Linked DNA regions of Homo sapiens: region 2 is linked to region 1. A link is a loop called in an ENCODE intact Hi-C map of the cell type or tissue named here. Cell type or tissue: ascending aorta. All regions are shown on one strand. Each heading gives the region's core, and the rest is flanking DNA. Links, peaks and the distances in the headings are about the cores only.

The links. Peaks named below come from ENCODE experiments on the same cell type or tissue, not always from the same donor. Only the 100,000 strongest peaks of a DNase experiment are listed, where the experiment ranks them.
Region 2: it touches region 1 in a loop (2.4-fold over the local background); 14 of 110 quality-filtered maps call a loop at or near these places.

What each region holds. Positions count from the first base shown.
Region 1 is chr3:141,581,047-141,583,964 of GRCh38, reverse strand. RASA2 (RAS p21 protein activator 2) reads right to left here. Exons shown (of 24, transcript NM_006506.5): 17 at 2,788-2,865. Among named protein-coding and RNA genes, the nearest start is that of RASA2-IT1, 57 kb to the right of the region's middle. In ascending aorta, for the core only: no CTCF peak of the experiment used is centred there; no DNase peak of the experiment used is centred there; H3K27ac peaks cover 1,386 bases.
Region 2 is chr3:141,643,496-141,646,413 of GRCh38, reverse strand. No RefSeq gene overlaps it. Among named protein-coding and RNA genes, the nearest start is that of RNF7, 93 kb to the left of the region's middle. In ascending aorta, for the core only: a CTCF peak has its summit at 1,376 (motif pointing right); a DNase peak (open chromatin) is centred at 1,353.

The DNA.
Region 1 (2,918 bases), core at 115-2,614:
TCCTATTTTGCCCCCTAAATGAGCTATCCATTTATTTAGTTCATTAGATGGATATTACAAACTCAGAAACTCAGAGAGGGTCTGCATTTCTTTGCTTTTTCCTTTATACTTCTCTACATTATTCTGCTTAGGACTTAAAAACAAACCACATTCCAATAAGGATAGTATTGAGGCTCCAGTGCCTATTCTAAAGTGGAATTTGTAGGCACAGCCATTTTCTCCTAAGACTGGCTGACAATTGCCTGCCAGAGCTCAGACTTAAGGAGTTTTGAAATGGAATGTTTACTTCTGTTTGCTGGGAGAAAATATTGGTAAGTGAAAGAACAAGAACAGAGTTCCTTTTGCATTATATGTGGGTAATGTGGGTACAAGTATCCAAGGGAACTGAAGAAGCGCCCTATCACAGCATCGACTCTCCCAGATGGACCATGCACTAATGGAGTCTGAGTTATGTGAATATTTTATTTCTTAATATATACCTGAAGTCACTGATTTGTTAGCAAATATTTATTATTTATAATAATTTATTTTATTTTTTTGAGACAGAGTTTTGCTCTTGTTGCCCAAGCTGGAGTGCAATGGCATGATCTCGGCTCACTGCAACCTCTACCTCCTGGGTTCAAGCGATTCTCTCGCCTCAGCCTCCCTAGTAGCTGGGATTACAGGCACGTGCCACCAGGCCTGGCTAATTTTTTGTATTTTTAGTAGAAACAGGGTTTCACCATGTTAGCCAGGCTGGTCTCCAACTCCTGACCTCAGGTGATCTGCCCGCTTCGGCCTCCCAAAGTGCTGGGATTACAGGCATGAGCCACTGCACCCAGCCAATAATTTATTTATTATAATTCTTAAGGAACTATGGGGTAAATACAGAGATATAAGTGAAAGAAAACCCAGTAATTAAGATGGACTATAGGCAGGGTGACTATAGGTCCCAGTTTGCTCAGGACCATCCCTATCAGGACCATTCCTATCATCCCAGAATAATCACTAATAGTATTTTTCACTCTTAAAAGTGTTCTGGTTTAGACATCAAATTATATGGTCACCTTGTTTATAGAACTATCCAGGTTATCCTTTCTAAACTCTGCAGGGAATAGCATATGATTCAGTTATACTCTTATTTTCTTCTGCATCAATAGTAAATGTCACTAGGCAGAGTGCCAATATAAAATGAGAAATTGAGCTTCACAAGCTTTTACACTTTATAGCACTGCACATATCTTGTTGTAACTACTAAATAATAAAGGAAACTAGGATATTAGGGCAAAATACCCTATGTCAGCTTAGGGATCTAGAACCAAATCTGAGACAGAGGCACACTATGGCGATAGTCCATTAGAATGTGAGTGGGTGACCCAGAGTAGATCAGGAACAGACTAAACTCCTGGAACCCTTAAATCCTTTCTCCACTGACATTATCAACTCTAAACATTCTGATTATATCAGGGGAAAAAAGATCAGATGCTACCGTAGCCTCAGTCACAAAACATGGAAAAACAACCCTCAAACAAAAGACAGTACATCATAATCCTGCCAATAAAAGTCTGCCTACAGTGTCACAAATGTTTCAACAATGTCTGAAAAATAAAAGGGCAGCTTTTTCTTTGCCTATTCTTTTGAAAGACTTTCTCCTCAAAAGCCTTCAATGGTTGCCTAAAAAAATTTTGGTTAAACAGGCACTATTCCAGATGAAAAATATTCCAACGGACTTGAATTTTTTAAATCATCATTTTTCACTTACTAAGTCTCTGTAAGAATCCTAAGTATAAAAAAAGGCTCAAACATGTATCTCAACAAAATAAATACTCTGGCAACCAACTGCTAGTTGTGCTACAGAAATTGAATGAAGTCTTTAACATTTGGCTTTGCTAATTTGGATTCATTAAGTTAAGACTGTGATACATAAAATACAGTACTTTCTTCAGGCCCAGTTTAGATGTAATTCATTTCTTTCCTTATTTTTTAATTCTTAACTTCTAGACTATATGGGATAGAGTACTTCAAAGGTAACTTTTCTTTATAAATTTTCAGCATTTTACGATAATGCTATATTTTGTTTAGATGATTCAGGACTAAAGACTCAAGAAATTAAAGATCCTTTCAAAACATTCTGAACTTCTAAGTACAGTGATTTTTGTATGCTGCAGGCCTTGTGTTAGGATATTATATACTACAGGTTTTTGTACATTTATAGTAATTTTCCTCAGGTTACTACCATAAATTTATATTGTTCATTAAATGTTCAATAATGTATATATTTTTTACTATGGCAATTAAGTGCCCACTCTACATCAGGCACCATACAAAGCCTTTACCCCCAGAGACCAGAGGTTCTCAACCAGAGGCAATTCTGTCCCTCAAGGAACATTTGGCAATACCTGGAGGCATGTTTGGCTGTCAAAACAGGGGCATACTTCTTGCGTCTAAGGGGTAGAGGCCAGGCATGCTGCTAAATATCCTGAAACGCACAAGCCAGCCCCTCAGAATCAAGAATTATCTGGCCCCAAATGCCAATAGTGTCACTTTGAGAAATCCTAACCCTAGACATCTGTAATTTGTGTTTCTAATGCACTGGCAAAAGTAGTTGTTGTTAAACTTATTTAGGTATTTTCAAAGCTGAAAAGCACAGCTTTGTGGAAGAAGAAAAAAGAAAAAGGAAGCCTTTTTGATGAACAGTTTAAACATTATTATTTAAACTGGGGATTGATAATAATAATATATATAAAATGTTATTTCCCCATGTTATATGAAATAAATATTAACAATTCCAGAATAAAACCATCATACCTTTTTAACTGCTATAATATATCCTTCTTCTTGAAACATTTTGAAAAATTCACACATGAATGTCTCTTTGAAACTTGACTAAGAAAAAACAAACACAGGGTTTATATGTGTTAAATAGAGAATTAAGAATA
Region 2 (2,918 bases), core at 266-2,765, 62 kb before region 1:
TGGCACATGCCTGTAGTCCCAGCTACTTGGGAGGCTGAGGCAGGAGAATCACTTGAACCCAGGAGGTGGAGGTTGCACTGAGCTGAGATTGAGCCACTGCATTCCAGGCTGGGTGACAGAGGAAGACTCTATCTCAAAAAAAAAAAAAAAAAAAAAAAAAGAAAAGAAATTCCCAAATTAAATTTTCTCTGTTTGAAATAACTGGAGTGTTTTCTGTCTTTCTGACTGAACTCTGACTGATACAAAAGGCACAAGTGTTGCTTCTGAGTTTCAATGTAAGGAAACTTAATTCCCATATTTAATTTTGGCTCTGTTTAAAATTTGAGCAGACAGTTTACAGTAGTTAGGTCATCTTGGCCTCCTCAATTTTCCTGTTTGGGTTTTTTTTGTTTTTGTTTTTGTTTTTTTGTTTTTTTTTTTCAGACGGAGTTTTGCTTTTGTTGCCCAGGCTGGAGTGCAGAGGCATGATCTTGGCTCACTGCAAACTCTGCTTCCCGGGTTCAAGCAATTCTCCTGACTCAGCCTCTCGAGTAGCTGGGATTACAGGCACTTACCACCAAGCCCAGCTAATTTTTTGTAGTTTTAGTAGAGATAGGGTTTCACCATGTTGGCCAGGCTGGTCTCGAAATCCTGACCTCAGGTGATCTGCCCACCTCAGCTTCCCCAAGTGCTGGGATTACAGGCGTGAGCACCAAGTCCATCCTCTTTTTTGGGTTTTATCAAGAAAGATCTTGGCCGGGTGTGGTGGCTCACACCTATACTCCCAGCACTTGGGGAGGCCCAGTTGGGCATATCATTTGAGCTCAGGAGTTTCAGACCAGCCTGGGCAACATAGTGAGACCTCATCTCTACAAAAAAAATACACAAATTAGCTGGGTGTGGTGGTGCACGCCTGCAGTCGCAACTACTCGAGAGGCTGAGGCAGGAGGATGGCTTGAGCCTGGAGGGGGTCAAGGTTGCAGTGAGCTGAGATTGTGCCAGTGCACTCCAGCCTGGATAACAGAGTGAGACCTTGTCTCAAAAAAAAAAAAAAAAAAAAAAAAGGGAGAGAGAAAGAAAGATCCTCAGGGGCTAAGGAGCATCTTTAAGATCATGTCTGGGTGGAACACAGTGCAGAGGCACACAATCTGGCTGAGAAGACACAAGACTTTGGGGCCTTCCAGAGGGCCACTCCTCCCTGGGGCCGGCCCTTGTCTGTGATCCCAGGTCACCTCCTGCCGGCTCAGGCCAGCTTTACACCCTTGCCCTCACATTTCTGGCCTCACCTGGAAGAGCTCTTGATCCTTCCCATGTGAGTTCACTGTTGACCCTTACCCGTCACTGTCACTGCTTCTGGAAGCCTTATACTGACCACACCTCTTCCTGCAGTGCCTGGGCGGGCCGCCAGGAGGCTCTCTTATGCCAAGTCCAATCACACTGTGCTCCACCAACTCCAGTTGAGCAAACACTAATTTTGAAATAGCAGATTCTGCCTACCAAATTAGCAGTGATTTTTAAAGAATGATAGTCTGTAATACTCAGTGACTCAATATTGAAGAGACTGTGGTGAGAAGGTAGTCTCCTATATGCTGATGGGGGTATAAATGGAGGCTTTTCTCGAGTGAGATTTGCCTGTATAGATGAGGTCTACAAGTTCCACAGGTGGGAACCTACTCTAGGAAATAAATTAAATTTAGGTGTAAGAGCTCAAATGCTTTCAGTTGCCAGTGATAGAAAACTCAGCCAGGCGCGGTGGCTCACACTTGTAATACCAGCCCTTTGGGAAGCTGAGGCGGGCAGATCGCCTGAGGTCAGGAGTTCGAGACTAACCTGACCAGTATGATGAAACCCCGTGTCTACTAAAAATACAAAAATAGCCAGGCGTGGTGGCACGCACCTATAATCTCAGCTACTGGGGAGGCTGAGACAGAAGAATCACTTGAACCCCGGAGGCAGAGGTTGCAGTGAGCCAAGGTTGCGCCATTGCACTCCAGCCTGGGCAACAAGAGCGAAACTCTGTCAAAAAGAAACAAACAAACAAAAAAACTCAGCTAATGTGACTGCAGCATTCAGACATTTCTTGCTCATATAAGTTAGGTAGTAAGGAATCCTGGAAGTGGTTTTGTGTCCCCATGGTATAACAAAGAACCTGGGATCTTTCTTTTCCCACTCTGCCATCCAGAGTTGGGGGGACGTGTTGTCTCCCCTCATGGTAGCACTCGCGGCATCCTATTCTCATTTGACAATGGACAAATACAAAAGAAGAGAGTGGGGCAAAACAGACCTTCTCCAAAAATGCCTTTCTGAGAAGCTTGTAAACACTTCCCTTCACCTTCTGGGTGTGTATCATTAACAAAGAGGAGTGAGATCTCCATGATGGGCTCAGGCCATTCAAGGCCCAGCAGGAACATGGCTGCCTGAATACCAGTGGGGTAGCATTCCAAAGGAAGGAGGGTAAATTTCTTTTGGGTAAGCTGCCAATGGTGTCTGCCACAGGGAACCAACATTTTCATACGAAGATATTTGATATAGTGTTATTCATAAATGTAAAGAAATAGAAACTATGTGGTTAAGAAATTATGGTACATTTAAGGCTGAGGTGGCAGGATCATTTGAACCCAGGAGTTTGAGTCCAGCCTGGGCAACATGGTGAAACCCTGTCTCTAGAAAAAAAAGTAAGAAAGAAAAAAGAAATTATAGTCCATTTATTTAGATAGGGAAACTACTAAAACTAAAAGGGATAGAATCTGGCTTCCAACCAGGTTGGTCAGACTCCAAACCCACATTCTTAGTTGCTACTACCTCTTTGGATTTAACAAAATCATTAACCACCATAGAAGAAAAAGCAACAGAAAGCCTTCCAAAATGTAGATTACTTAATAAAAAGCAGTCAATGCACCACAATACCCTCATTCTCCAATAACTAGGGTAGTTGAGGG